Regions from separate parts of the Homo sapiens genome. Here all the other regions are linked to region 3. A link is a contact called in ENCODE Hi-C data. All regions are on one chromosome and are shown on one strand. The core of a region is the stretch at or near the end of the contact, and the rest is flanking DNA. Distances in the headings are between cores, read along the strand shown.

The links. A loop is a pair of places that touch in the nucleus more often than their neighbours do. Pooled maps may share reads with other maps.
Region 1: a pooled map shows a loop between it and region 3 (5-fold over the local background). The contact joins the promoter of TERF2 here to the promoter of NUTF2 in region 3. A Hi-C loop is called at or near these places in 5 of 50 pooled maps.
Region 2: a pooled map shows a loop between it and region 3 (5-fold over the local background). The contact joins the promoter of NFAT5 here to the promoter of NUTF2 in region 3. A Hi-C loop is called at or near these places in 5 of 50 pooled maps.

What each region holds. Positions count from the first base shown.
Region 1 is chr16:69,384,591-69,387,290 of GRCh38, reverse strand. It overlaps TERF2 (telomeric repeat binding factor 2), which reads left to right and starts at 1,284. Exons shown (of 10, transcript NM_005652.5): 1 at 1,284-1,698; 2 at 1,805-1,900; 3 at 2,581-2,700. The coding sequence starts at 1,320. RefSeq lists a silencer at 1,289-1,668.
Region 2 is chr16:69,564,469-69,567,247 of GRCh38, reverse strand. It overlaps NFAT5 (nuclear factor of activated T cells 5), which reads right to left and starts at 1,282. Exons shown (of 15, transcript NM_138713.4): 1 at 874-1,282. The coding sequence starts at 946. MIR1538 (microRNA 1538) reads left to right here and starts at 1,380; the gene lies at 1,380-1,440. RefSeq lists silencers at 487-796, 817-1,086, 1,381-1,557, 1,277-1,656 and enhancers at 2,776-2,779, 2,318-2,779.
Region 3 is chr16:67,845,645-67,848,344 of GRCh38, reverse strand. It overlaps NUTF2 (nuclear transport factor 2), which reads right to left and starts at 1,412. Exons shown (of 5, transcript NM_005796.3): 1 at 1,360-1,412. CENPT (centromere protein T) reads left to right here and starts at 652. Exons shown (of 16, transcript NM_025082.4): 1 at 652-944. RefSeq lists an enhancer at 527-636 and silencers at 1,107-1,456, 1,657-1,926.

The DNA of each region.
Region 1 (2,700 bases), core at 35-2,534, 1.5 Mb before region 3:
CTGAGGCAGGAGAATGGCATGAACCCAGAGGCGGAGCTTGCAGTGAGCCGAGATCGTGCCACTGCACTCCAGCTTGGGCGACAGAACGAGATTCCATCTCAAGAAAAACAAAGAAAAAAAAGAAAAGCAGCTATGATCACCAAAGATCAGTCAGACCTAGAGGCCTCTTCTCTCATCCCGGAACGTGTACCTCATAGAACTTTTGGCTTTCCAGGATACTATACATATTAAGGTCCTGATATTAATTCACAGGTCCAGCATGGGATTCACATCCTCAAGGACATGGCCACCTGCACTTCTGAGTTGTCTTTGAGTGGCCCCAAACTGGATCTTTGCAGGTTCCAGACTAGTGGGGCTGGTAGGACAATCTTTGAAGCTAGACCAGTTACTGGGCCTCTCAGGAAGAGGCACCCACAACCACCATCCTGAACTAAGGTCTGAGCTGGAGGTTCTCCATTTGGTCAAGTGCCAGTTGGTGAATTCCAAGAGTATCAGAGATATCTGAAAGTGACTCAGACCCTCTATGGGACTATGGGTGGTCCTTTTGCTTATTTTTCTAATTGTTCTACAACAAAATGTGTTATTTTTGTGATTACAAAGAGTATATGTCTAGCGGCTGGGTTGCCAGGTGCATTCTATTTATTGGTATCACACTGGTCTTTGCTTTATAATTACAGTATTTGTTAAAATACAAATTTGTTTAAAGACTTTCCTCTGTGTATGCTCTCTTCCACAATTTTCAAAGTGTTTAATAAGGTGCACATATTTGGTTTTCTTTTTTTTCTTTTCTTTTTTTTGAGACGGAGTTTCGCTCTTGTTGCCCAGACTGGAGTGCAATGGCGCGATCTCGGCTCACCGCAACCTCCGCCTCGCGGGTTCAAGCGAGTCTCCTGCCTCAGCCTCCTGAGTAGCTAGGATTACAGGCATGCGCCACCACGTCTGGCTAATTTTGTATTTTTAGTAGAGATGGGGTTTCTCCATGTTGGTCAGGCTGGTCTCGAACTCCCGACCTCAGGTGATCCACCCGCCTCAGCCTCCCAAAGTGCTGGGATTACAGGCGTAGAGCCACCGATCCCGGCCTGTTTTTCAGTCTCTAATACACTGTTCCGCGTCCCTAGCATAGTAGCTGTTTTCTGTAAATTCGGAGCGAAGTTGACTGCAAAACCCGCCGGGTTCACCGGCCTGGGCGGTGTGGACTTCAAGCCCCAGGAGGCATTGCGGCCGGCACATCGGGAACTACGGCGTCTGAGAAGGGGGCCGGGCCCTCCGGTCCTTTCCCTCCCAGAAGCCCGCGGGCGGCTCGGAACGCTGTTTCTATCATGGCCGCGGGAGCCGGGACGGCGGGCCCCGCTTCCGGCCCGGGCGTCGTGCGTGACCCAGCGGCGTCACAGCCGAGGAAGCGGCCCGGCCGGGAGGGCGGGGAGGGCGCGCGGCGATCGGACACGATGGCGGGAGGAGGCGGGAGTAGCGACGGCAGCGGGCGGGCAGCTGGCAGGCGGGCGTCCCGCAGTAGCGGGCGGGCCCGGCGGGGGCGCCACGAGCCGGGGCTGGGGGGCCCGGCGGAGCGCGGCGCGGGGGAGGCACGGCTGGAAGAGGCAGTCAATCGCTGGGTGCTCAAGTTCTACTTCCACGAGGCGCTGCGGGCCTTTCGGGGTAGCCGGTACGGGGACTTCAGACAGATCCGGGACATCATGCAGGGTGAGGGCCGGGCCGGGGGAGGGGGGTTGGAGCGCCGGGGAAGGGGGTCCGGGGGACCGGGAGTCGGGACTGGGGGTCGCCCAGCCAACGATGTCTTCTCTCCCAGCTTTGCTTGTCAGGCCCTTGGGGAAGGAGCACACCGTGTCCCGATTGCTGCGGGTTATGCAGTGTCTGTCGCGGATTGAAGAAGGGGAAAATTTAGGTATGGCTATTTTTGTGTTCTTCTCTGGGCTTACTTGCGTAGGGTTTTGTTTTAAAACTTATATCTAGAACTGAAGGATTCCAGGTTAAAGTGCGATAGTTTCCATCAGAGTGGTCTTTTTCATTCTACGATGGGTCTGTTTTCTGGCTCGACTGGCTCTAGTTTTCTCCGGTTAAGGTTGTCTTGGCTGCTTTTCTGTGTTTTTTTTAAATCTTCTCCCACCTGTTAATTGCTCACCCCAACTTTGCTCCTGTCTAAAGTGAGTTATGTTCATATGGACATCTTTTTTCCCCCATGGTAGAGAGTTTTTCAGAGTGGAAGTACTCTGACATTTTTCCCCTCTGAATTTAACTTGAAAGCTATTTAGCTGTTGTCAGTTTCTTGCCACTCGTATCTGAGGAGGATGGGTATATTCTGAATTTGAGAGGCAAATGCAGGTATTTAAAAATAATTTTTTTGCCTGTCTTGACAGGTGTTAAAAAATGGTCACGTTAAATTCATTGATTTGAATTTGGACCCTTATCGTGTATGTCAACCTGTAGCAAATATGTCAAAAAATTAAATGCAAATCTTACCATATTTGCATGCTCCATTTCCATAAATATATATATATAATTTTTGGACATAACTTTTTTACCCTTAGAAAAGAGCTTAAAAATGAAAACTGTGCTTTGTCCTAGACTGTTCCTTTGATATGGAGGCTGAGCTCACACCACTGGAATCAGCTATCAATGTGCTGGAGATGATTAAAACGGAATTTACACTGACAGAAGCAGTGGTCGAATCCAGTAGAAAACTGG
Region 2 (2,779 bases), core at 33-2,532, 1.7 Mb before region 3:
CCAAAAGAGTTCTTAAATGAAAAGTCTCTGCCTGAGCTCCCTCCCTGCAACCAGCCCTTGAACGGAAAAGCAGAGAAAATTCTCAAAGGACAGCGTCTGTGCCTGGGCTGGTCCTCCTGGGAGAGGAGAGGAATAAAACCAATCCAGAGAGGGCACCCCCATCTTTGTAAAGGAGAAGGGAGAAGTAATTAGAATGCCACGGAGGTGGGAAGAGAAAAAAAAAGAAAAGAAAATTCGGGCCCTTTCCATCGGGCCCTTTCCAGCAAGAAGATGACGAGGAAAGGAAGAACGCCTGGTCGAGGGGGGCTGTCCCAACATGGGGAGGGAGTGGACTAGGCCGGAGGGAGAGGGGGTGGAACGACGGCGCAAAAACAAGCTGGAAAGGGAGGAAAATGGTGACCCTGCACTCAGAACCGGCTCCAGGCCACGCCGCCCGCTTGGGGGCAACTTTGCTGGGGAGGAGGGTCCCGGTAAGAGAAGACGCGGCGCCCCGATCGCGGTGGCCCCAGCGCGGGGCCCAGTCTGGGGCCATCCCCGAGCCCGGGAGGCCGGGGCCGGCGGCTCGCGGAGCCTGGCGGGGCCGGACGGGCTGAGAGCGGCTAGAAGCGACCGGTGCCGCAGAGCCCCGGGGGCCGACGGAATCTGGGCCCCGAGCGGCCGGCGGCTCCGCGGGGGAGGGGCCGCCACTGCTCCGCCCGCCCCCTCCACCGTCACCCCGATCCCTTCGGCCTCTGCCCGCTCCGGCCAAAGAAGCCATGGGGGTCGCGGCTCAGCCGCCCCCGGCGGGACGGGGACCCCTCGCCTCCCCTGGCCCTGTCTCCCTGTCTCCCTGTCTCCCCGCCCCCACGCCCCACCCCCCACAGCCTGACTCACCTCGCGAGTAGAGGGACTTGGGCGATTCCAGGTCTAGGTCCGCGCTGAGCAATGAGATGAAGTCCGAGGGCATCGCAGCTCGACCCAGCCCGGCCCGAGGGCAGCGGGAGGGGGGGAGCGGCGGTGGCGGCGGCACCTCCTCTCCGGGACCGCGGGCACCGAACCGGGGGCGGCGACGCGAGGGCGGCTGCCGCTGCCTCCTCCTCGAGGGTAGTGACTTCCACTGGGCCGAGGACCGAGGAAACGATGGCGAGGTGGAGGGGGAACTCCACGGGGACTGATTCTCGGTGACCAGGAGAGGGGTTCAGGACGGGGAAGGGGAAGGGGGAGAGCCAAAGGGTCCGTTTCGTGTTTCTCCTCAGCGAAAACTGACGGTCGCCGCCACCGCCGCCGCCGCTGACAGGAATCTGAGCCCCGCCCCCGTGGGGCACAGCGCAGGCGCGGAGGGGGGTGCCCGGGAGCGCGGAAGAGCCGTGGCGGCCCCCGGAGGGCGGGGAGGCGCGCCAGGGAACAGCAGCAACATGGGCCTCGCTTCCTGCCGGCGCGGCCCGGGCTGCTGCTGTTCCTGAGCCGGGAAAGGGCCCCGCTGCCAGGGTGGGAGGGGGGGAGGCTGGGAGGTGGCCGCGCGCTGGGGCCCCGGGGAGGGAAAAGGTATTTGCAACGACCTGGTGGCGGCGAGCCTGAGGCGGCCGGCCCCGAGCAGAGCTGAGCGCAGGAGACAGAGCCGAGAGAAGCGAGAGGTCTGCGCGAGCCGGGGACGGACCCCAGAGGCCGGCGGCGGACGGGCCTGGCTGGCCCGGGGTCTCGCAGGGGACCGGAGTGTCATCGCCCGGACAGCCGCCAACCCTTTGGGGTTTGCATAGCAGTGTGTACAAAGGGACTGTCAAACCCATTTCTTAATTAGGAAATGGCAAACCGTATCCCAAAAACCTCGAGTTATTGATTTTTAATTAAAGTACTTTCTCCCCTAACACTCCCCTCCTACCTTTGGAGGCTGAAATTTTTTTTAAAAAAAACGATCTCTCTGATTGTGCTGGGGCATCCGGGTTATTCGGAGTGGGACATAGAAGACAATTAAAAAATTGGATCATGTGAATCCACCTGGCTGTTCTAGAGGAAAAACAGGTAAAAAGCAAACCTCAACGCTACTCTTCCAAACAGTTTTTCTTTTTTCTGTTTCTTTTTTTTTCCTTTTGGACTAGGCAAAGATGGAGGAAGAACGCATTTAACTGAGTTTTTGCTCTTGCTTTTCTGTTCGTGGAGCCAAAAGTTTCCGTTGCAAAAATTTAAAATCCTCACCCACACCGCAGAGCGTTTTCTGATTCTAATAGACTTCTGAGAAATTTTTAATCAAGTTATTGAAATATTACCTGGAGTGCAGGGTGTGCATCTTGGGAAGTAATTTTAATCTTGTGTGGAATATTGATGCCAGTAGCCACGTGGGCATGGTTTTTAAGCTATTCGAATGGTTTCGTTTTTTATCTACAAGGATAGTTACAACTCATGAAAATCAGTCTGTTGTAATATGTGTATGTGTATATATATGCACACATATATATACATACATATATACACACATATATACATATATATATAATTATAGAGACTTTTTCCCATGAAATTGAGCAGTTCTCGGGACTTGGAGTGCTAGGGTTGGGGTAAGAAGCTCTCAGCAAAGGAGGGCCCAGTACAGATGTCGCTGAGGCAAGGCCCTTTACAAAGTTTTACCTGTAGACCTAGAATTTAAACGTGTGTCATCAGAGCTCACCTATCTTTCATCTCAACATTTGATTCAGGTTGCCCAGTTGTCTTCACTGAATTGTGTGTAGTAATCAATCCTGTGAACATTTTTCTTTTGTCGGAGGTTCAGAAAGCTTTTCAGAGCCACCCCAAGATGGCAAAGCAG
Region 3 (2,700 bases), core at 163-2,662:
TCCCAAAGTGCTGGGATTGCAGGCGTGAGCCACCGCGCCAGGCCTGAGCTACTTCTTTAGTCTCTGGAAAGACTGCGGCTCAGAGAAATCAACGCTTTACATGCCATCTCTCCCCTAGTCCCAAGGTCTTCTCTGGACTGGTTCCTTAATTTACCATCTCTCAATCAGAAGCGCCTTTACAAAGGATATCAGGATAGTATTTTTTGGTCAAAGATAACTCTTCCCCCAGAACTCAGTAGGGTCTCTGATGGCATCAGTAAGGGCAATTTCATAAAGCAACCAGGTTCCTGCCTGTTTACAGGCAGCTCCAGTTGTTGGGAAGTGAGCAAGCAAGTGAGGGGAAGCCAGACTTTCTGGAGCTTCCAGCCCTAGTTCTGCCACCCAGGCTTCGGGAGGGCCCCACAAAGTCTGAAATCTACGTGCCCCACCCCCCAAAGCCCCTTCCAGCCCAGGTTCTGGTTTAGCACTAGGCTCAAGAACCTCAGGCCTGAATTCTACTTCCCGTGCATTAAGTCCCACCTTAACATCCCATTCTTATGAAGTCATCCTGTCCTGCGGGGCAATTCTGTGTTGCTGCTGGGGCCTGGTCACTGATAGAGAAGGGCGTGGGCTGGGCCTACCCGGCAGGAGCCGCCTCACCCCATCAGGCCCAGATCCTCTAAGACAAGACAGGGATAAAGTCTCCCGTGGAATCCCCTCCCGCCTCATATTCCCTGACCCTGCCCTCCCTGCGAGAACTCCAGTCCGGGCTCCACAAAGGGCGCGGTAAGAAACGTACACTTCCGAGGGGCAGACAAGGAGGGGGCGTTCACCTACACCCCGGCCGGGCTATGGTCGGGAACAGGGTGAGGGGCCCAAGCCCCGGCTGCGGCAGGCGGGCGCCCTTACCCATGCTGACTCTGGAGCGGGCCGGGTGGCGCTGCCCATCCCCGGATCCTTCGTAGGTGGGTAGCAGGACGTGGGGCTGGGGTCTGCCCGCTAGCCAGCCTGCAGAGCTTGCGGGGCTCGCGCAGGCCGGGCCAGGCTAGACGGGGCGGGGCCCTAAGGCCCCATCCGGACGGTCCTGACTAGAGAAAAAGGCCTGGCCATGGCGCAGGCCGGTGCACCAGCCACCAGCACGGTACGGCCCAGATAGGCGCCCGGCTGGCTCTCTGTGCGTTACCCCCGGCCGCCGCCTCACAGGACCGGCGGGAGGCGGAGCCGCGCGCGACACATGGCCCGGGCCCCGCGCGGCTTCGGGCCGCCGGGGGGGGGGGAGGGGAGGGGCCGCCCGGGGACTCTCAGCGGAGCCTCCCGGCAGCCCAGAGAGCGGCTCCTGCGGCCCAGCCCCCGCCCCGGCGTGCTGGCCCCGACACTCACCCGAGGGGCTGGCACGATGGCGGCAGCGGCAGCGGCAACCCAGCGCGGTCTGCGGCCGACTGTCCCTTCCCCCCTGCCTTCCTTCGCCCGCCCCGCTGCACTCTGGGAGACGCAGTCCCACCGCCCCCCCTTTCCGGCATGAGCGCGCCGAGAGAAAACTACAATTCCCGGCGTGCTATGCGCGGAGGCCCAGACACGGCCCGCAGCGCGGGAGGTGAGGCTAAGCCAGGGAGGGAGGCTGCCGGGGCAAGCCCCTGAGAATTGTGGTCTAGCGGAAGCCTCTGGAACACTAGAGGTTGGCGCCAGGCTAGGGTCAGGGCTCAGTTGTCTCCTGGTCTCAGCTGGCTCGGCCCCGCCCAGTCTGTGCACTGGGGTGGGGGTTGGCCCCGCCTCCGTGGGAGCCCAGCCCGGCCCCAAGCTGGCCCAGCTGCCCCTCCCTGGGCCCCTGGGCCGTTTCCGCTCACGAAACCCCCTCCCCTTGGGGCTATGGCTGCCGCTGTTACTCTTCCGAGCTGTGTGGCCTTAACCAGCCCGGGCGGAACGCACAGCTCCTGCAATCCCAACATTCGTGCGCCTGCACCTCGGCGAGTCGGGCCCAAAGCTGGTTTCGAGCAGGCTAGGCTATTCTTGGGCCGGAGACTCAAATGTCCCTCAGGTGGGGCTTGGTTGGAGAGGTTACCCTCAAACTTCTACAGTCAGGGGTCCCCCCAAAACATTCTGTAAGGTTTTTTTGCAGCAGATAGAGCAGCTAAGTGTTTCATTTTTATTAATGAGGAAAGAGAAATGACTGACTTACCCAAAATTTCGCTGTGATTTAAGTGACCAGATTGTAAATAGTTCTCTTCCTACCCATTGCCCTTTCCTTTCAACGCCCATTTGTTTTCTTGGTAACACAAACATTTGTGGTAAGGCCAGTCTCTAGGTCAGACCTGTGCTTGGCAAAGAGATCTGCAGCCAACTTGGGGTACCACAGGTAAGGGAAATGGCTACAAGGCCTCTCCAGGCAACTCCTAGCCTTCCTTCCTGGCCGGAGGTCTCTCAGTACTCCTGTTCTTCCACAAGAGTTTTGCACCTTCCCCCACCCACAGGCTACCCCTCCAAGAGATGGCTGGTAAGACCGGACCACACTTCTGTTTTTTAAATCTCAGGTCTGTCAACACTACACTTTGCCTGACTAGATGCTTATTACTCAGCTAGTGAGAACTCTGCATTGCCCCGCTTATACATCTGCATCTGGGATCTCCCTTGCTCTGTGAACTGTCTTCTTCTCCCTAAGAAGCCAAAACACTGCCCATAACCTCCAGACACCAGGGAGGGTCCAGGGAGTACTGCTGAGAGCCT